Linked DNA regions of Mus musculus: region 2 is linked to region 1. Evidence: chromatin loops called from intact Hi-C (ENCODE). Cell type or tissue: left cerebral cortex. All regions are shown on one strand. Each heading gives the region's core, and the rest is flanking DNA. Links, peaks and the distances in the headings are about the cores only. Region 1 overlaps Zfp609 (zinc finger protein 609). Region 2 overlaps Csnk1g1 (casein kinase 1, gamma 1).

The links. A loop is a pair of places that touch in the nucleus more often than their neighbours do. Peaks named below come from ENCODE experiments on the same cell type or tissue, not always from the same donor. Only the 100,000 strongest peaks of a DNase experiment are listed, where the experiment ranks them.
Region 2: it touches region 1 in a loop (2.1-fold over the local background); 7 of 42 quality-filtered maps call a loop at or near these places.

Annotation. Positions count from the first base shown.
Region 1 is chr9:65,690,548-65,700,997 of GRCm38, forward strand. Zfp609 (zinc finger protein 609) reads right to left here. Exons shown (of 10, transcript NM_172536.3): 6 at 10,275-10,450; 7 at 6,947-7,122; 8 at 6,485-6,701; 9 at 5,596-5,674; 10 at 1,036-5,147. The coding sequence ends at 5,601. Among named protein-coding and RNA genes, the nearest start is that of Oaz2, 19 kb to the left of the region's middle. In left cerebral cortex, for the core only: a CTCF peak has its summit at 5,209 (motif pointing right); DNase peaks (open chromatin) are centred at 2,800, 5,291 and 5,958; H3K27ac peaks cover 2,055 bases.
Region 2 is chr9:65,994,325-66,004,774 of GRCm38, forward strand. Csnk1g1 (casein kinase 1, gamma 1) reads left to right here. Exons shown (of 14, transcript NM_173185.2): 6 at 5,071-5,222; 7 at 7,723-7,957. Among named protein-coding and RNA genes, the nearest start is that of Gm22657, 47 kb to the left of the region's middle. In left cerebral cortex, for the core only: a CTCF peak has its summit at 4,619 (motif pointing right); no DNase peak of the experiment used is centred there.

The DNA.
Region 1 (10,450 bases), core at 1,253-9,252:
TTAAAACTTTACTCTTTATGGTACTGCCTAACTTTATCCCGGAAGTCTTTTTTTCCTTTTTGATGAAAGCTTGTGTCAGCCTTCCTGCCTTAGCCCCTGGAGTGCTCTAAGCGGCACATTCTGTTCCAGTTTAGTTTTGTCTTCTTGGAGCCCAGTGTTCTACGACATGTCTTCTGGTCCCTCTGTATCATCACCAGCATGAGGAATCAGTCATCTTGCAGTGGTCCTGGAGAGGGATCTAAGCACGTCCCCTGCCTCACTTCTCAAGAGTTCTCACAGACACTCCTTCCCCTCAAGGCAGGGTTGTTCTACCTATAGATTTGCAATTGCCTTATAGTCATCCTTTAGTTTCTTTACAGGCTTTGCCCAATTTTCAGTTTTTCTTTTTTTTTTTTTTTTTTTGGTTTTTCGAGACAGGGTTTCTCTGTGTAGCCCTGGCTGTCCTGGAACTCACTTTGTAGACCAGGCTGGCCTCGAACTCAGAAATACGCCTGCCTCTGCCTCCCGAGTGCTAAGCTTGTTTTTCATGGAGCTTACCTGTACTGTATTTAGCCATTTAGCCAAGTCACTAAACTTAGGTTCTACCTGCACATGGCATTTCTTCAAAGTCATTCACTTGAAAATACCCTCCATCAAACAGATGACTCCTAGAGGAAAGAGTCAAATGTAAAACCTGAGATACACATTCACAGATAAATAGGGGTAACAGTCCTTTACTGTCAGCTAAAGCTCACAAAGCAGAGGGAACACACTGTGTTTCTTCTGCTACTGTATGCAGATTCTTCCTGTTAACAGCCAGTGAAACAGGCTGACTTGGAAACCATATACCTACCCAAAGAGTTCTCTGGCAAAAAAAAAAAAAAAAAAAAAAAAAGAGGACTATTGAAGCCCACCACTGACAACATAATCATAGTAAAGCAGGCAGCAGCACTTCATTTTTTTTTTTTTTTTAAAGCAACTTAGTAGAAAATTTGGGGGAGGTGTAGAAGAGGGATAGGGGAGATACGTGAAAGGCAAACTTTAGTCTAAATGTAATAACAGGGACATTAAAAACTTTATTCAATAAATACAACAAATAATTTAAAAATATACTTCAATTCCAAAGCCAATTAAGAAAAGGGAGTAGAAACAAAGGGGAAAGGGAAGAGAAGGTAAGGGAAGAAGGAAGGCTGAACATGGTTTGGCTGGGCTCTTTCAGACAGCATCACTATTTGAGTCTCAAAAGCTCTCACCAATAGATCCTTAGCCCTTGATATAATAGGGTAACCACGGGAGTCCAGGAGCAATCCTGGGACCAGCAGACTTCTGAGGCTAGGATGGATATAGGTAGTATGGGGTGGAGTGCTGGGCGAGGGTGGTGGGGGTGTGGGGGGGAGGGAGAGGGGGACAGGGCTGGAGATTTCCCACTTGTTCCTAAAAACCTTTCGTTCTAATGCCCAGGCAAGTTTAAGTAGTGCAAAATCTCAGGCAGAGAGCTCCCAGGTGCATAGTTTCATAGATGAATGGATGTCCCAAGCCAAGGGCCTCTGGGAGGCAGGTCCCAGAGCACCCAGGGGTCCAAAGCCACTTTGGTGAATGAGATCTAAGGGTTTAAAAAAAGGTCAGGATACAGGATCAGCCAGTGGCCAAGCTGGAAAACAATGCTGGACAGGAAGAAGCTACAGGGCAGGTGGGCACACTGGGTTCAACAGCTTGCTGTCAGCCAGGAAAGGGGAAGCTGAGGGTGGGTATGGAGCAGGGCTAGAGAAAAGACAGGGAAGCTGAGGGGGGAACAGAACAGCTAGGGGAGGAGGCAGCAGCTCAGCAGCAAACTCCAGGAGAAATAACCAGCAGCCCTCACAGATTTGTGATTGTCTCTTAAAAAGATTTATTTTCTCTTCTTGCCTGAATGTACAAAGGCAAAAAGAGTACAGTTTGTATATATATATATTTATATATATATATATAAAAAAACAAGGAACTTGGTAATGTACACTTTACAGAAGGGAAGAATCAGGAAGACTGAAATTAAATTCAACAGAGCAACGCCAATGGAACAAAAGCTATGAACAGCAACACTGTCCCTCCAGCCCGAGCCTCCAGCTTGCCCCAACCTGCTCCCAGTGGGAGGGCTGAGCACCAAGGCAAGCGGGTGGGCTGGGGCAGGAGGGGCTAGGGATAAGGCCTGGGAGGGGCCCATGGCAGGGAATCACTGGAAAGTTTCCTTGGAAACTAGTAATAAATGACAAAGGCCCAGAATAATGGGCCAGCTAGCTGCCCAGCTGAATCTTGGGGGCCATCAGAGTACACAGATAAGGTATATGGGGTAAGTGATGAGGCCTCAAATCTATATCCAATTCTCTAGCCCTTCTGCAGAACTAACTCCCTTAAACTAAGTCCCCCCCACCCCACCCTGGAGCCTGGAGAGAAGGTGCATGAAAGGATCATTTCACAGGGTACCCTCTTACCCTTCTATGTTTCTTTGACCTTGAGATGTGTGGAGAGAGTAGGCTTAGTGGAGACTACATGTACAAGTATAAGATGGGGAAATGAGGAAGTAGATGTGAGTCCTAAGCAGCAGCTGGCAAGCGGTAGCTGCCCTTCCTCAGGGTGAGGCCCCTACTTCCTATAGCTTCTCTTCCACATGAGTCCCTGGAGATCATTAAGAGCAAGAGCATGGGCAGGGTGGCTTAGTGAGAGGCTTGGTTTGGTGGTCTGCACCAGATCCTGTCTTTCTGACTAGGTGTGGAGGTGGACAGTTTTGAAGCACTAGTCAGGAGTTTCCACAGCTGGAGCTGTAGTGTATGTAATACTACTTCAGAGCGGGAAGACCGGACTCAGACTAGGGACCAGGAGGGAGGAGCTGAGAACACAGGGTCATTTTTCTACTGCTAATCTCGTTTCAGAGCAGCACCTGTTTTTCAAGGGGCACTTGGGTAGAGGGAACAAAAAGCTGACTTGTTTCTAACGGGAAGAGGGGAGAGAGACAGACAGAGGGAGGGAAGGGAAGGGGAGAGGGGAGAGAGAGAAAGCTGTTCCTTCTGCAGAATCTAAGGCTGTCTTGCAAATACAGACACACCTCTGTTATAAAATGAAAAAAGTGGAAAGGGCAGGAATGTGGGCCATGCCTACCCAGTGAAAAACAAAATTGCTCCAATGTTTTTTTTTTTACAATATGTACAAAGCACACTGCAAACCAGTGCCACAGATACATACAAAACACAATATTTAAAAAAAACAGGAACAGATGGGAGCATGGCTCTACTCACTAGTCTTGTGGGGAGAAGCATAATTAGGCGACAGTCACTTTCTTAGTAAGGGTAATGGGTTAGATAAGATGTTATCTCCAACATCTACCTCCACGAATGAAAGGGGGTCACTACCCAGACTCCTGCTGGGGCAGCATGTGGCAGAGGGGACAATGGTGGCGAGGAGGCTGTTTAGACAAAAGGATTTTCCCAAGTGCCCAGAACCCAACTCAAAAAAAAAAAACAAGGACTTGGAAACAGGAAAGGTTTGGAGGTCAGAGATGCTAACTACCAAAGCCTGATTATATACATGGAGGGTTCATGAGTTCTCGGGAGCTAGCTTCTCTTGGGCTTTGTGCTTAATGTCTCCCACCACCCCACTTTCCCAAAGAAGTTAGAGCCACCTACCTTCCTGCTCTCAAACTGTCACTTTTGACATTCTTGTTTCAAGCTCCCGATTAGCCTAAGCTGGTATCTGTGCATCTTTCTCTCTCTCTTGCAGTCCAAAGGGCAAAAACAGGAGGAAAGGGCTTCAAAGGGATGGTACCCTGCAATAGCAAAGACCTAAAAAACATCCCACATGCTGGGAAGACGTGACTCCAACAAAGCTAGGTCATCACTTTTTCCTAACATGACTTTGTAGCTCAGGAGAACAGAGAAATGCCTGCCACCTCAAAGCCTTATCCACTGTGTCCACTCTGACTTGGGCATATAATGCTTGGATATGCTGTTTTAGGGTCTAAGGAGCAAATCATCTCCCCTTGGCCAGTGGCCCCTAAAACATAAACGTGTGTTATAAAGACACTCCTCATATTGGCACGTACGGAGTTACAGAGTGAACTGTATAAAATCATGTACCTGTAGACAGAGGAACTGGGATGGATATATTTGTGACCCTAAATGAGGATACTCAGATAACTGAATGTCTCCAAGAACAGCCTGCCTTCTGGTTGCTGCTCTAAAGTGATGTGGCAGGCTCCAAGGTTACCCATGCTGGGAGGAAGTCTATTAATACTGCCTGAGTTGTAGAAGCCAAGCAGTAGAAGTGAGGTCAGTATGGGGAATCCCCCCTGGGAAAGGCACCAAGGGGTTAAAAAAGAAAGAGAAAGGACAAGGAGTTGGGGGATCTGGAAAGCAGCAGGAATTTTGGTGAGGAAGCAGGTTCAGTTTCACAGACTCCACTTATGTTCCAGTTCCTCCCAGCATCCCCAGGGAGCCTGTGCTGGTGCTAGAACCCCTGTCTTCCACCTGACAGGAGCACAAGACTCTGGTGGGGCAAGTGCCTTACTCTCCCCTTTACAGGTTAGGCTCTGAGCATTTATCTGTGCTCACATCAGAGGGGGATGTCTCCACACTTGAAGACCTTGTCTTCGCAATTACAGAGGAAACAGCTCCCTACTTCTTTCCTGAGATTCTAATTTCTCCACGTGCTGCCAGTTCCCAGGGCCCAAACCACTGAGGAGATGTGGAATCTTGTTTATGGTGGTAATGACAGTGAGGGGTATGGCTGCTGTGCTGTCTTCAGACTTTATCCCGTGCTTGGGGTCCCTCCCAGGTGTGTGTTGCTGCTCTGGCAGCAGACCAGGGGCTAAGGTAACAGAGCAGTCATTTCTCTGGGATGAGGCTGTGTTCTCTCAGTTGCTCCTATGCCTTCATCTCCATAGATGACCACAACAAAACTGTGGCTGAGAGAATAAATATTTTTGCAAAGTACCAGTTCTCCAGCTCCTGAGGAAGAGGGAGGGTCGGGGGTCGGAGGGTCTAGTGGAGGTGAGGCAGCCAAGGGTCTGCCTTCAGTCACGGTCGGAATGGCAAACAGGATGATCAACACCGTAACTGATGGTAAGATGGCACCTCCAGCATCACCTCGAATGAGCCAGTCTGGCCCATGAAGCTGACTTCATCTGGGCACTTGGTGTTCTGCGAAGGAAACACACAGATAAAACAGCTAATTGTGGTCTGCTGGTATCACAACCACAAGATGGTGCTCTAAGAAAATGAACTGGGGCTGGCAAATGGTTAGTGAGTAAGGGTGCTTGCTGCCAAGCATGAGATGAATTCCATCATCCACAGTTCGAAGAGGGAACTCCCTGTAAATTGTTCTTTGAGCTCTGCTCACAAGCACTACCCTTCACAGCAAAGTTAAAAACAACCCAAAAAGAACTGCAGCACCAGCTGGTGCTGGTCCTCCGCAGGCCTTCAAATGCACATAGCTTCACAAGAGGCTGCTGTCACAGGCCTGGCCAACAGTCTCCCTTTTCCAGATTACTGACATCACATAGTTAACCCTCACTTGCAGAGATTCTGTGGATCCAAGTAGCAGCTACCCCTGTTAATCTGTCACTGCAAATTAACAAAATCTACTTACCATTCTCACCTCCGGGGGGGTGGGTAGAGTGAGGGAGTTGAGCCTTGCTGGCTGGCAACAATGGCTGTAGAAGAAAGCCCTAGGCAAGCAGAGAACATATTAATATAGCACTCAGGAAGTCACCCTTCACAAGTTGGCTCGCTGTGAGGAGCTTCCCCTTAAATTTCCCTACCTAGTGCCATTGGATTTTTGGGGTACCAACAGCTTGTTTCTCTCTAGTGGTTCCTTACTCTGATGAATAATGAGAGCTCCCAAGCTCCAGGGAAGAAATAAGTCCCAGCCTAAAGCAAGGTACTTTAGGACTCAGCAGAGAGACAGGATCTCTGGATGTGTGTGTTGTACATGTGTGGAGGTCATAGGACAACTGAGTGTCATTCTTAAAGTGCCTTCTGTCTTTTGTTTGAGACAAGGCCTTTCACTGGCTTGGAACTTTGCCAAGTAGGCTAGGCTGGCTGGCCAGTGAGCTCCAGGGATCTGCCTGTTTTCCTCCCACCTGATCACTGTAGTTACAAGCACACACCACCACATCTGTCTTATCACATGGATTTTGAGGACTAAATTCAGGTCCTCTGTTTATAAGGCAAGTGCTTCACTAAGTCTTCTTCCCATTCCACCTTGAATTTATTTTTATATTACTGCTTCAACCTGAGTGCTGGGAATCTCAGATTAGAAATCTGGGGGTACCCAGCACTTGGGAGGCAGAGGCAGGCGGATTTCTGAGTTCGAGGCCAGCCTGGTCTACAAAGTGAGTTCCAGGACAGCCAGGGCTACACAGAGAAACCCTGTCTCGAAAAACCAAAATCTGGGGGTGAAAGATTCTTTGAGGGCAGGGGCCTTGTTACAGGCAGTACTACTGAAATGGAAACAAAGCTGGAGGAAAGAGCCTTACCTGCGGCATAGGGTAGGTTGTACTGTGCTGGGAGCAAGGAATAGCCCAAGTGGTGGTGGTGGTGGTGTGTGGACATCAGGCGCTGGGAAGGGGATGTGCGGGGCCGGTCGGCACTCCTGTCAGTACCTCCTGCTCCCGCAACACTGCCACAGCTGCCACCACCCCCAACCACCCCACAGCCTCCTCGATCTCTCTCCTGAGAATTTTTATCACTTATCTGGAAAGGAAAGGAGACATATCAAGACACTATAATGAGATATATACACACTAGTGATCTAACCAGTGTCCTATATTATGACTCTAAAACTGCAGGGTATCTACAAATAGAGGGAGTGCCCTTATGAGGCTGGTATCAAGTCACCCAAGTAGCATCTTGTCAGGGCCTGCACTTGCCCACTCCTCCCATGCTGTGGCTTCTACTCCGTGGTCTTTGGACAAGGACCTGGGCTGTCCTCCACTTACCGTGGGAGACTTGCTCTTGTAGTGACTGGCATGTTGCTGCAAGATGTCCAGGGCTTTGGACTCTGAGCTGGCTTTACAGCTCACACTGGGGCTGGCACGGGCCTTGTCAGCGTCCTCGCCACCTGAGACCTTGCTGCCATACGGGGAGAAAGAATAGCTGGAAGGCAAATAGGAACCTAGGAAAGGGGAAATCAAGCAGTCAGAGGAAATGAAGGCAGAAGAGACTGCTCTAGTGAAGGGTCAGGTGGCATCAGCTCGCCTAAGCAGTCCCAGACACTTTTAACCACAGCTCCTGGCTTCCTCCTCTTTTAACAAGCTAAGAACAGGTGAAGGGATAGCATATAGCACTCGGTTTACCAAAGCTGACTTCTCAGTTCTCCTGAGTTATCTCAGAGTCCTATGATAAAGTGGAAAGATCCAAGGAGTTAAAGTCAGACAGCCTTGGGCTGCATAACTGTAAATGAAGTGACAGCCTTTTGAGTTTCAGTTTATTATCAAAATGAAGATATTAGCAGGCATGACAGTACAGCCATAATCCCAACACAGGTGGTTGGGACAGAATTCTGCACTCAGTGTCAGCCTAGACTACATGAGATCCTGTTCTCCAAAACAAGGGCTGGTGAGATGGCTCATGGGTAAAAGGACTTGCTGCCAGGCCTGATGACCTGAGTTTGATCCCAGCACTCAGGCTAGAAGCAGGCAGACCTAGGTGAAGTTGAAGCCAGTTTCATCTATTCCAGGCCAGCCAGGATTACATAATGAAACCATGTTTTAATTGGAAAAGAAAAAGGGGTGGTGGTGGTGGTAGGCCAGGTGTGGGAGTACACACCTTCAATTCCAGTACTGGAGAGGCAGAGGCAGGCAGATTACTGAGTCAAGACCAGCTTGGTCTACATGATGAGTTCTGAGACAGCCAGGACTGTTTCAAAAAAGGGTGGTGGTCCTGGAGAGATGGCTCAGTATCTGGTAAGAGTACTTATTGTTCTTCCAGAGAACCTGTGTTCAATTCTCAGCACCCACATCAGGTGGCTGACTGTAACCCCAGCTCCAGCGGAGCTGATGTTCTCTGTAAACACTGTGATTACATGCATTTTTTCCTTCTCCCTCTCTTGCCCCTCACATACACACATTTATAAACAAATCTAAAAAATAAGCAAAAGATACTAGTACAAAAAGAACAGGAGCATATATAATGCTCTAATCCAGGACTAGGGAGGCAACAGTAAGAGGATTGTTTCAAGGAAGGTAGCCTGAATACAGTAAATTCTAGCATAGAATTTACAGAATCTAGTTCCAGCAAAGTCTTTTCCCAAACAAGCAACAGGAAGATAGGTGCACACACACCTGTAGTGTTAGCTGAGGCAGGAAGATGAGATGAAGGTCAGCCTGGGCTTAGATGGCCAGACTATGTCTCAGAAACTGAAGCTGGGCTGGAGAGACACATCAGTGGTTAAGAACACTTGCCTCCATTGCAAAGGACCCAGATTTCATGTCTAGCACCTCCATGGTGGCTCCACCTTTCCTGGCTTTCCTGGGTATCATGCATGCACATGGTGCACATAAATACATTCAGGTAAACATTCACACAAACATACGCAACCATGCTTGCATACAAGCACGAGGATCAAAGCTCAGATCACCAGGGCCTACAGAAAAGGCCAGGTCAAAGTGCTCATAGTTCTACAAGTGTGAGGGTACAGACAGCAAAACCCCTGGAACTCGTGGCAAGTCAGTCTAGAATAATTGAGTTTTAGGTTCAGTGAGAGACCCTGTTTAAAAAAATAAATCATGGAAGAAGATAAATGACATTGACCTCTGACCTACACACAACATGCAAATGCATAGAAACACAAGCTGGGTGTGGTGGCTATGCTTATAATTCCAGCACTTGCGAGCAGAGCCAAGAAAAAGGAGGAAAGCTGGTTAATTATAGGCTAACAAACAAGGGCTCCATAATATGACTGTCTCAACAATGAAGACAGAACAACAGGGAAAAATGCATAAATCATTTAAGACAGTGCATGGCCCAGAGACAAGCCTCAGCGGATGGAGCTTTATTTGTATATAGGTGGTAGGCACACTGTGAGGGTGAGATGATCTCCGTATCTGTTTGAAAAGCTTACTTGTATTCAGAATTTATCCCATCATAATGCCAGCAGAATGCCAAGACTAGTCTAGGAGGCCGGGAGCTGTAAGGAGTGAACGCTTAGGCTGATCTAATGGAAAACAGGGATTACCAGAAGCTGAGGATGGCAGGGCAGGTAACAGATGCCCAAACACAGACAGAGGTATGAGCTCTAGTGTACTGCGCACGTGGAGTGGCTATTACATATTTTATGAAGTGCTATAGAGAAGAACAGGGGGAATAGCATTTACCTTGAGTGGATCAGCGGACACTGACTGTGTGGTGAACGGCCATATCATGGCCAGGCATGGTGATGCATGTTTTTAACCCCAGCACTCAGGAGAGAGGCAGGTGGATCTCTACAAGTTAAGAGCCCAGCTTGTTCTACATGAGTTCCCAGGCCAGCCAGGGCTACAAAGTGAAATCCTGTCTCAGGTAAACAAAAATAACTAGCTCTCTCCCAACCCTCAAACCAACCAACCAACCAACCAACCAACCAACAAAATGGAAGTTCTGGATCTTACATAGCTCTTCAGGCAATAGAAATTAGTGTGTAGAGTGGAATATGAACATTTTTTTTTCCTAACAAGTTAAAAAAACATTTAAACCTTGACCCACTGAGAACTCATTGTCAGCGGTGTAAGAACTAATTTTTCTTAAGCGGAACCTGCTGGACATCCCTCCAACTGACTTCAAAATGTTCTCTGCATCCCCGGCAGCTTTCTGATCTCACAGCTGAGCACAGCCTCAAAGCTGAATGCCTGCGTTGTTCTGGTTTGAATCTTATTTGTCACATGTACTGCTCCCGCTGTATTAAGCTGTGAAGTCCTGGATGGAGGGAACTGGTCTCCCCTAGTTCTTCAGTATTCCCCACAGTGCCTTACATGCAGCAGAAATCAGAATGCATGTCTAAAGAAATTCCAGCGGAGAGAAGGTGGCTGTGGTGCACATGAGTTTTACCACTGATCATCAAAAAAAGCTGACTGTAGAAGCAACCTTAGCTGAAGTACGGGAGAGGTGGTTTTTCTGATTATAATTAGGCTCATTTAAGGTTAGAGTGGCAACTTCCCGTCATGGACACCTTATCTATAAAAAAGTCTGTCATCCAAGTCAGTCTCCCAAAGCCACACAGCAAAGAGCTCTAGACTGAAAAGGCGCTCCACCTCCCTTGCCCACGAGCACCACAGACAGCAGCTACTGTACCTGGGTAGTTCTGCATCATCACAGCAGGCATCCCCCGGTAGCTGGGGTGGTTGGGGTCATATGACTGGCTGTAAGAGTAGCCATGCATGTAGGGGATGTAGGACTGGTGCTGGGTGAGCGGGGAGGACACAGGCACATGGACACTTGGTCGGGGCTCCTTGCTCCCGAGGCGGGAT
Region 2 (10,450 bases), core at 1,459-9,458, 300 kb after region 1:
GTTAATGTTGATATGGTCGTTTTAACCCAAATTAAATTTATGATAATTAGCTGTGCTGTTGTAACCTTACTTCCTGTGCTGTACAACTTGATATATGTGTGTGTGAGACATATGGCTTACAGGATTTACAAGAAAATGCTCTGGCTAAATGGAAAGGCTATTTCTGGAAGGATGCTTAGGATGATGTGATGTAATCTTGCACTTTAGGTTTGATGAGGATTTAACCTATGATTAAACTGTTCCTTTTCCTTTGGCTGATTTAATGGGAGGCCTCACTTATGAATGCATTATTTCCAGAACCGATAAAAGATTATAAAGCTAGCCCGATGTGGTGATTTTTAAGCCTGACATCCCAGTACTAGAGAGACAAAAATAGGAGGATTATTTCAAGTTCAAGGTCAGCCCAGGCCAGAGTGAGTTCGTTAGCCTAGGTTACAGTAAAATCCTGCACCCCTCAGGGAGAGAGAGAGACAGAGAGAAAGAGAAGGAGGAGGAGGAGGAAGAGGAGGAGGGGGAAGGAAGGGGAGAGAGAGAAAGAAGGAGGAGGAAGAGGAGGAGGGGGAAGGAAGGGGAGAGAGAGAAAGAAGGAGGAGGAGGAGGAAGGAAGGGGAGAGAGAAAGAAGGAGGAGGAGGAGGAACAGAGTGATTATAAAATGACCTTAGTTTTTGATATGGTATAATAAGAAAATCCAGTGCATATTTGCTTTGCTCAGTTTTGCCATCCTTTCTCTCATAATTATTCACAGGAAGTGCCTTCTTTACCATGTATATAGCTTGTATTGCATTTACACTGTCCTTACTCCCAGTCTTATTAAAGAATTCTACAACATAATGTTAATTTAAATTGCATTAAGCAGTAAATTGGAGATTGCTCTACAAAAAAGTGAAAGATTCAGAATTTTTACTTGCATTCGTCCCAGAGGTGGATAAAACATTATTGTAATCTCTATACAAAGAGCCGTGGCGGTCTATAGCTACTATATGGGCAGCCATGCAAATACATATGCAAATCTTTGTACAGACAGTTCTATTAAATTACAACTACATCTCCTGAAGGCACTTTTCTACTTGGCAGTCCATTTCTTGTAATAACCTAAAAACCTTGGGATAGAAGGCTATTCTCATCACTAGGAAGCCTTTTAAATAACCTCTATTATTCCTTTAAAAGTTGTTGTGACCCTGCTGGAGCTGGATTTGGTGACGCACCTGCAATGCCAACAGTCTTAAGTTAAGACAGTGTTAAGGCGGGAAGAGAGCAAGCTTGAGGCTGGTCTTAACTGTTTATAGTGATACACGGTCTCAGATGAATCGACAAAGGAGTTCAGTTGCTCTAGTCTGAAATAACTGTAGAAACAGGTTTGTTTGTATTTTCTGAGACCTGGTAATAGATTAGTCATAAAACAAAGCAATGCCTTATATTTCTCCTCTCCAGGTGCAGTTTCTAGATGGTGCTACATAGCACTTAGAGTGTTGTTTGCTTCTGCTCCACTCCTAGAAATTCTAATTCAGAAGGTGTGAAGCAAGGCCACTTCATCTGTTTCCGTTTTAAGTTTTAGAGATGTTGCAGGTGAACATTGTTCTAGTTGCATGACACTCGTAGCTTACATTTTAATTGTTACTCCACATGGAATCTAAGTTTAATTCACACTGATTTTTGTAGCTTTACAAAGATGAGCCTAGAAGGTAGCTAGAAGGAAATAATAGTCATAATTTAGATTTAAAGAGGAACTAGTTTAAATTCTTCTGCATTGGGAAAGATAAAAAAATCCAATCTACTGAGAGAGGCAAAGGAATGTGCTAGAAGTATAGAAGCAGATACTAGACTCAAGACTCTTGACTTGAACGCTCTCTACACTAGTTCCTTGGAACTAGGACCTCCCTAGAAATGCTGTACAACTAAGCAGTGGCCTGCAGATGATGGCAAACATCTCTACATGCGCACGGAGGCCTTCTGAAGTCACCCAGCACACAGGAACTCCTCATGCTATGAAGTTTGTAGACAGAAGTTATTACTGACATCATAGCTAAAAATTATAAGCATTACCCAAAAAAATGCTTTTGTAAGTTTTTAGTAAATATGGAAATTTACGGTAAGGGGATACCTAGGTTTCATATTGAAGGTTGTTGGAAACATGCCACTTATTACTCTTGCTTTTAACTGAGTAGACCTGACTTGGAGTATTTAAGTATTTAAAAGAGGATAGTGTGCCTAGACTTGGAAATTCAACCAAGTAAAGGAAGAATGTTTTTATTAAGTAGGGTTAGCCTTGGTTTTTCTTTTTTAAAATAAAGCATATACCTGTAGATTAGTTAGATTAAGAAAAATCTAGAAACACCTCTAGAGTTGTAGATTAGTGGTAGGCCATTTACCTAAGGTTCAGTCCCCAACATATCAAAAAAAGGAGTTGGGGCATGGGTAAAAGGATGGAAAGTCCAACTTTGGTGTGATTATTCCACAGACATCCAGTATCAGACTCTTTTGTTCTCTCCATCTATTCCTGTTGCTACGTTATATCCTGAAGGAACTTGGTGTTTCTCGTTGGCTTTTGGAGTTCTGTAAGATTTCCCTTCCATTTAAATCAACTCATTTGAAAGATCTTTTCTAGATAGAACCACCACACCCAAAACTTTGTGCTTCCATCTCATTGACCATTCCTATAATCAGTTGTAACTGTTCGGGTTGCTTTTTAAAATGGTCAGAGCCCTGGGGACTGGAGAGAGAGCTCAGTTGGTGAATTTAAAACTAAAAGTTTAGCACCCCACCTAGTACCCATGTCAAAAGCCAAGCACAGTGCTGCTCCCTTGTAATCCCAGTGCTGGAAGAGCAAAGACAGAAACAACACTGAAGATTGACTCTGGCCCTACACACAAATGTACACGCACATCTGTACTGCACATATATAAACACATACACACACACCAAAAAAAGTGCTGTTAGTAAATAGGGAGGGAGAAACAATGAATACTGGCCAGACAGCGAACAGATCCTGCTACAACTAACTTTAAGGAATATAATACTAATGTTAGGAAAATAAAATTTTAGAGACATTAAAAAATACTATAAATTGAGCATAAGTTTAAAGTATATCCACAAATTTCATCTATCATGTGTTTAAAAGATAAAAGGAATTAAACTCTTGGAAGTAACTGTTACACTTAAATGTTTAAAGTTAACTGAAAAATGACTTCAGAACAACAGGAGGAGGAGAAAAAGACAATTCAGTTTAAACCCTGTTTCTGTTTGGAGACAGAATAAAATTAACTCCAGAATTAGGAGGAGCCCAGAGTACCTTATTAGATGATACAGACTCTCATGAACTCACTGAAATACTTAAGTGGTTTAAGGGTCTAAAGAGAACAAGACAGATTGATACAGTACATGGAAAAGCTAAGCATACACCCTTTGTAGCAATGAGTCACAGTATCTGCAGATATATAAGGCCTTCCTTGAGGAAAAGGATAGTTAGATATGTGTTGCTTCTGCCTGTGTTTCATCCATGGAAATTAGAAAAGAATGGGGGCTGGAAAGTCAAGACAGTTCAGCCGGGAAGAGTACTTCTTCCTCTTCTAGAGGACTGTGGTTCAGTTCTCAGCATCCCCATCTCACAATTACCTGTTACTCCAGCCCCAGAGGATCTGATGCACTCTTCTAGCCTCCATGGGCACCAATACATGCATGACATATATACACACACATACACATAAATAAATTTTTTTCTTTTGGCTGTGAGCCTAACCCTTAACAGCTGAACCATCAACCGAACCCCAGAAATAACTAGGCATGGTGGTACACTCTGGAGGCAGAGGCAGGTAGGTTTCTGGGTCTGAGGACAGCCTGGTTTACAACAGATCAAGTTCTAGGACAGCCAGGGCTAAACAGGGAAACCTTGTCTCAAAAAAACTAAAATAAATAGATAAATAGATAAAATTATATTTTCTTAAACTTTGAAGGAGAGGCAGCAGTAAGCGAGCGACACCATGCATAACTGTAGACTAATGTACACATACCTGTGAGATGGAAATGTTGCTGCTAAATAAGATGAAGATGAAGTCATTGTCTTAATGTTTTGTAGCTTTCTAAGTATCTACTGTTTGGTTTTTTATTTTGGTTTTTTGTTTTTTTTTTCAAGGCAGGGTTTCTCTGTGTAGCCCTGGCTGTCCTGGAACTCACTCTGTAGACCAGGCTGGCCTCAAACTCAGAAATCCACCTGCCTCTGCCTCCCGAGTGCTGGGATTAACAGCGTGTGCCACCACTGCCCGGCGAATCTACTGTTCTTATGGCGTCCTTTTAGAAGCATTTATTGAATACCTTGTTTTTATGATTCACTGTAAAGAATTAATTCACAAGTTGCTATTTAGTCAAGAAAACCTGGATTTTTAGCTTCACATATGAATTTCAAATTTGGGAAAACTGAGACATTTTAGATTTACGTTTTTCCCTTTCCTTTCATAATTACTTAACAACAACAAATGCTAAGGGTCTGCTGACTCCTAGATGAGAAAAAGAAACCCCTACAGAGATTTTGTGTGAAAAGAAAACCAGTTGTGCTGGCCTAGGGCCAGGCTGCACCTCTTTGGCCTTGCCTCTCAATCCGATTCTCCAGGGGGCAGCAGTTACCAACAACTCTTTTTGGCTTTAGCAGCGAGCCCAGGGAGTGCTAATGAAACTAGGCGGATGTACCAAGGTTTGTTAGCTTGCATTTGAGCTCGGTGAGGCTCCCTTTGAACCTTTTATGATGCTGCACTTTCAGGCATCCTTTGGGAGAATAGTTTACATCCTGAAGCAATAATGGATCAGAGACCATTTTCTTTTATACAGCAGTGGAAACGCCTTTGGCACTCTGGTATTAAATAACTGCTTATTTGGACACATTGTGCAATGGCTTTGCCTTTTCCGCCCAGTAATAGTTCCCACAGAAGCTATTATACTCAGTTTAACTTTTCCAGGAGGGACTCTGAAAGGAAATTGAAATCTTAGAGATTATACTTTATATTACATTCATTGCTAATGTCTTATGTTTTAGTTTTTGTGTCTCTCACTCTGTACCCCATTTGCCCCTCTACTTTCAGGTGAAGGCCTCCCACAGGTTTATTACTTTGGACCATGTGGGAAGTACAATGCCATGGTGCTGGAACTCCTTGGCCCTAGCTTGGAAGACTTGTTTGACCTCTGTGACCGAACGTTTACTTTGAAGACGGTGTTAATGATAGCCATCCAGTTGGTAAGTTGATGTGTGGTTCCAGAAGATAAATGGATCCCTTGCCCACCTCCTTGAGGGCCCTTTAATGATGTATTAGCTGCAGTGAGATCTGGTGACTTCGTTTTTACAGGCTTAATGGCATTCTAGAAGGATCTAGCAGACTTCTGAAAGGAACTATTGCAGCTGCTGCTTTAGCTGGTTCCTGTGTATAATTTGGCCACAAAGCCTCTTGGCCAGTATGTAATATGCCAAACAGCTAAGGTAGGTTCTTAGCCACACAACTTAAAGGGTTACAGAGGGTTAACTGAGGGAAGTCAATGCATCTGCAGTTTGCTCTATTTTAAGAGTTTGCACCTTGAAGCAGAACCATTCCTGTAACTGAAGTGGGGGAATATAATTTACATTAGGGAGAAAGAGGACGATTAGGTAGAGCTGTGTGAATTCAAGTAATTGCTTCAGTGTCTTATTTATAGGTCTTAGGCACACAGTTGTAAGCTTTTATCATGCCTTCTTTCTCTCACTGTTGAAAACCAGAAAAGACTGAAGGTACCAACCTTTATTCAAAGTCACGTAACTGAGATGTTACAGATAATATACCATATATAACATGTAGCATATTATATACTTGTGGGCTGACCAAGAAGCTTTACAGCTAAATGAAATACTAGTTCTACTTTGAGTAATTAGAACAGTCTCTTTGAGAAGTTTTTTAGCCCCTCAAGGGAAGATTTCAAGTATTGGGTTTTATTTTGTTTTGTTTTGTGGTATTATCTCACCAGTTTAGTTAGACTGCTTCTGCCTCCTGAGTGCTAGGGTGGTTGTGGACCACCCCCCCCCCCTTCCACAGCCTTAAGGTAGATCCTAATTCACGGGAAGTCTAGTGATGGGCTCACCATCATCCTATAGCAACTTGGAAGTACTTGAGAATTGACTATACTCAAGGATTTAAGCCTTCCTTTCTATGCTTAGCAGAAATGCTTTATAGATAGAATTATTTAATGAAATTCGATATAATGTTACAATTACTTCCTTTGAGCTTTGGTCACTAAACTGCTCATCCTCCTCCTGCTGCCAGCCAGCTGTCTAATGTCAGGCAGGCATCCATTTTACTGGGCCCCTGCTTTCTTCTTTCTGCAATACCAAGATTGGGGTTAAAGAGTCCTAAGCAACTAACAATAGAAAGTGTGGCAGGAGGTGAGGTGGCAGTAGCGCCTGTCTCAGAGGGCACATTTGCAAGTTACAATATATAAAGTAAAAGTATTACCATCTTAGCCAAACTTAGTGACCTCATTGTTTTCTCTTAATCTTAATGGTTGTTATATGTTTGTAGCAAAAAGTATTTGGATGTGGGGGCTTGCTGGAGATAGATTAAGCAGTTAAAAGCAGTTATTGCTCTTACAGAAAATCTGAATTTGGTTCCCAGCACCTACATCAGATAACTAACACTGCCTGTAACTCCATTTCCAGGGAATCTGATAGCCTCTGGCCTTGTGGGCACACAATTGGTAGATATAAACTCAGGAAGGCACACACACATACATATGCATGAGTAAAATCATAAAACAAACCTTAAAATATAGTTTTAGTTTATGTCAGTAAAGTGGGAGGTAGATAAGAGTGGATGATGTGCCGGGCAGTGGTGGCAGACACCTTTAATCCCAGCACTCGGGAGGCAAAGGCAGGTGGATTTCTGAGTTTGAGGCCAGCCTGGTCTACAGAGTGAGTTCCAGGACAGTTCCCTGTCTCGAACACCCCCCCCCCCCAAAAAAAAAGAGTGGCTGATGTTGTTGTTACTTTATTTTTTTGGAGAAAAGGTCTTACACAGTAACCCTGGCTGGCCTGGAACTTTCTTATGTAGACCAGGCTGGCATTGAACTCATAGATATCTATCTTGGATTAAAGGCATACACTACCACACCCAGGCAAGAGATGAGTTTTCATTTTAGTTTCAGAAACCTTATGCTGAGCCAGGGACAGTGGCATATCTATGATGACAGCTACTTAGCAGACCCAAATAAGAAGATTGCTTAAGTCCAAGAGCTCAAGGCCTAGCCTAGACAGCAGAGTGATACAGAACAATGGGAAGGAAAGAATAAAACTGGGGAGGCGGGGTGAATGTGGGGGGGGGTCACAGTGAAATGACTCAGCAGGTAAAGGCACTTGCCACCAAGTCTGACAAGTTAAGGTTAAGCCCTCAGTCCACATGGAGGAAAGAAGTGACTCTTACACGTTATCTTCTGACTGCCACACACACCTATGAATGCACTTTCATGCACACACACACACACCACAGTAAGTAAATAAACAAACATAATTTTTAAAAAGAAATATTTGGGCCAGGCATAGTGGCACATGTCTTTGACCCTAGCACTTGGGAGGCAGAGGCAAGCAGATCTCTGTAAGTTCCAGGACAGTCAAGCTACATAGTGAAATCCCATCTCTAAAAAAAGTTTTTTGGATTTTCCTTCCCCCAGCTTGCTTATTTCAAGGTATTTCCATTATTATTTTTTCTTTCTTTTAGCTTTCTCGAATGGAGTATGTACACTCAAAGAATCTTATTTACCGAGATGTCAAACCAGAGAACTTCTTGATTGGCCGACAAGGCAATAAGAAAGAGCATGTAATACACATTATAGATTTTGGACTGGCCAAGGAATATGTTGATCCTGAAACCAAAAAACACATACCTTACAGAGAGCACAAAAGTTTGACTGGAACTGCGAGATACATGTCTATCAACACACATCTAGGCAAAGGTGCGTTGAAAGGGGCAGGTTATGTGAGCATCTTCTTCCCATAACACTGACTATGCATTACACTGTGAGTTACAACTTGTACCATCTGCTGCATCATAAGGTAAGTGACATTTTTTGTACTTGAGAGAGTGGAATGGTAAGTTGGTGATGTTCTCATATATCTTAATTCTGTGTTTTCTGATGCTTCGTTCTTCAGCAGTTTAAGAGTTATTGCAAGATGATAGTAGTATTTGCATTAAGTAATGAGACTTGTATTTATTTACTTGTGTATGACTCTGTACACGTAAAAGGAGGAAATCAGGCCAGGCCTGTGTTAATGAAGGGGTTTCACTAAACATGGGTGCTGGGACAGGAGAGATGGCTCACCAGTTAAGAGCACTGGCTGCTCTTCCAGAAGACCAGGTTTGGTTCTCAGCACCCACATGGCAGCTCATAACCAGCTGTAGCGTTAGTTCCAAGGAAGGAATCTGATCTGTTCTGAACTCTTTGGGACCAGGAACACATGTGGTACACAGACATACATGCAGGTAAAACATGATGTGGATAGTATGATTAGCCCAGTAGGTTATCCCTCATGGCAATTATCTTTATTATTCTATAAAGTATGTTTTGAGCATCTACCCTGTATGACAGTAGAGCACTTCCTCGTGTTGGTGTTCTGCGATTGCCACTGGAATTATCTCCAAAGTTAGGCTTCATGAGCCCAAGTGCTCTTCAGGTCAAATCTAATATGCCTTACCATTAGGTTTGTTCTCCATTTCTCTACATATTGTAGCGCGCTCTCTCTCTCTCTCTCCCCCTACCTCTCTCCCCCTCTCTCATGGTGTATGTGTGTGTATCAAGACAGGGTTTCACTATGTAGCCTTGAACTCAGAGATCTGGATACCTCTAACTCTCAAATTCCGCAACTAAAGACATGTGCCCCTGTGTTGATAAAAATTTTTGTAATTGGGTATAGTAGCATACACCTTTAATTTCAGCACTCTAGAGGCATAGGCAAATGGGTCCCCACGTTTGAGACCAACCTCATCTCCATAGCAAGTTTTAGGCCAATTGAGATTACCTAGTGAGACCATGTCTCAAACAAAACATAACTCATAAATGCTATCTCAGGTATCACACACTAGAGAAGTGTCCATGGGAGTTCTAATATTGTTGGCTTTTAAATGTGTAATATTTTTTTAAGTTGTAATGAGGGAGGGAGACCCTGGGAAATATATTGTCAAATAGCTCAGAGAAGTGCTCTTCACTTTGTAATGGAAGTTAGCAAAGGAAAAGGTGTTCTTCCTGGCACTACATCAGATGAGCTACCTCTCATTGATTAAAACATCCCAGCCCAGGTTTAAAACCATTATTTAATGGCTAAAATTAGAGAACACTCTTTCTTTGAGCAAAATACAATTAGCCTAAAATTGGGGTGTTGTGCCTGTAAAGCAAACACATTTTTCTTATAACCTGAAGGGAGCCTCCACCATGTTGAAGACATTTGTGTCTTGTTCATTTCCTAGTAGCGAAACCCTTCTTTGAAAACAACAACAACAACAACAACAAATCCACTGTGAAAAGTGAGGAGGACCTACCTATTGCATTACAGTGCAGACTATCCAAGCAAGTATGGAGACAGCACGTGCTGGTTTTCATTTACATTTTAAGACCTAGCTGCAGACAAACAGAAATGAAGATTTAAGACCTAATAGTTTAATATTGATTATTTTAAATTTTTAGAGCTCAGCCAGGTGGTGGTGCACACCTTTAATCCCAGCACTCGGGAGGCAGAGGCAGGTGGATTTCTGAGTTCCAGGCCAGCCTGGTCTACAGAGTGAGTTCCAGGATAGCCAGGGCTACACAGAGAAACACTGTCCTGAAAAACCAAAAATAAAATAAAATAAAATAAAATAAAATAAAAATAGATAAAAATAAATTTTTAGAGCTCAAAAATGATTTTTCAAATTACCTAAAATGGCCACATTATTTTCACATAAGAAACTGAGGCCCAATGTAGGTGGCTTGGCTGCATTTTCACTTTACTAGATGGTGTTAATATGAGTTAATAGGAACAGTGAGCACAGACCTAGGTCTCACACCTACTTTAGGTGTCATAGTTTCTCTATTCTGTGTCCCAGAGCAATGCTTTTTTTTTTCTCCTCAGGACTTACAGAGCTACATCATTTGTGTGTGTGTGGTGTGTGTGTGTGTGTGTGTGTGTGTGTGTGTGTGTGTGTGTGTGTGAAAATTGTAAATCTGTGGAGAGCTCGCCCTCTAGTGCTCACTTAGCTACAATTGAAGCATTCGCCTAGGGAATTTTTTTATCCTCCCCAGGCTTCCTGTTACGTACAGGAAACAGATATAAAAGCAGAGGTGTGATGCCGTGTGGGAAACTCTCCCACTGTGCTTCCCTGTCTGTCTGCTCACCTCACATGCTCTGCTCCTCTCCTCATTTCCTATGCTCTGTTAACAAACTTTTTGTCTGACTACTTGTTTTCAATCCCATAA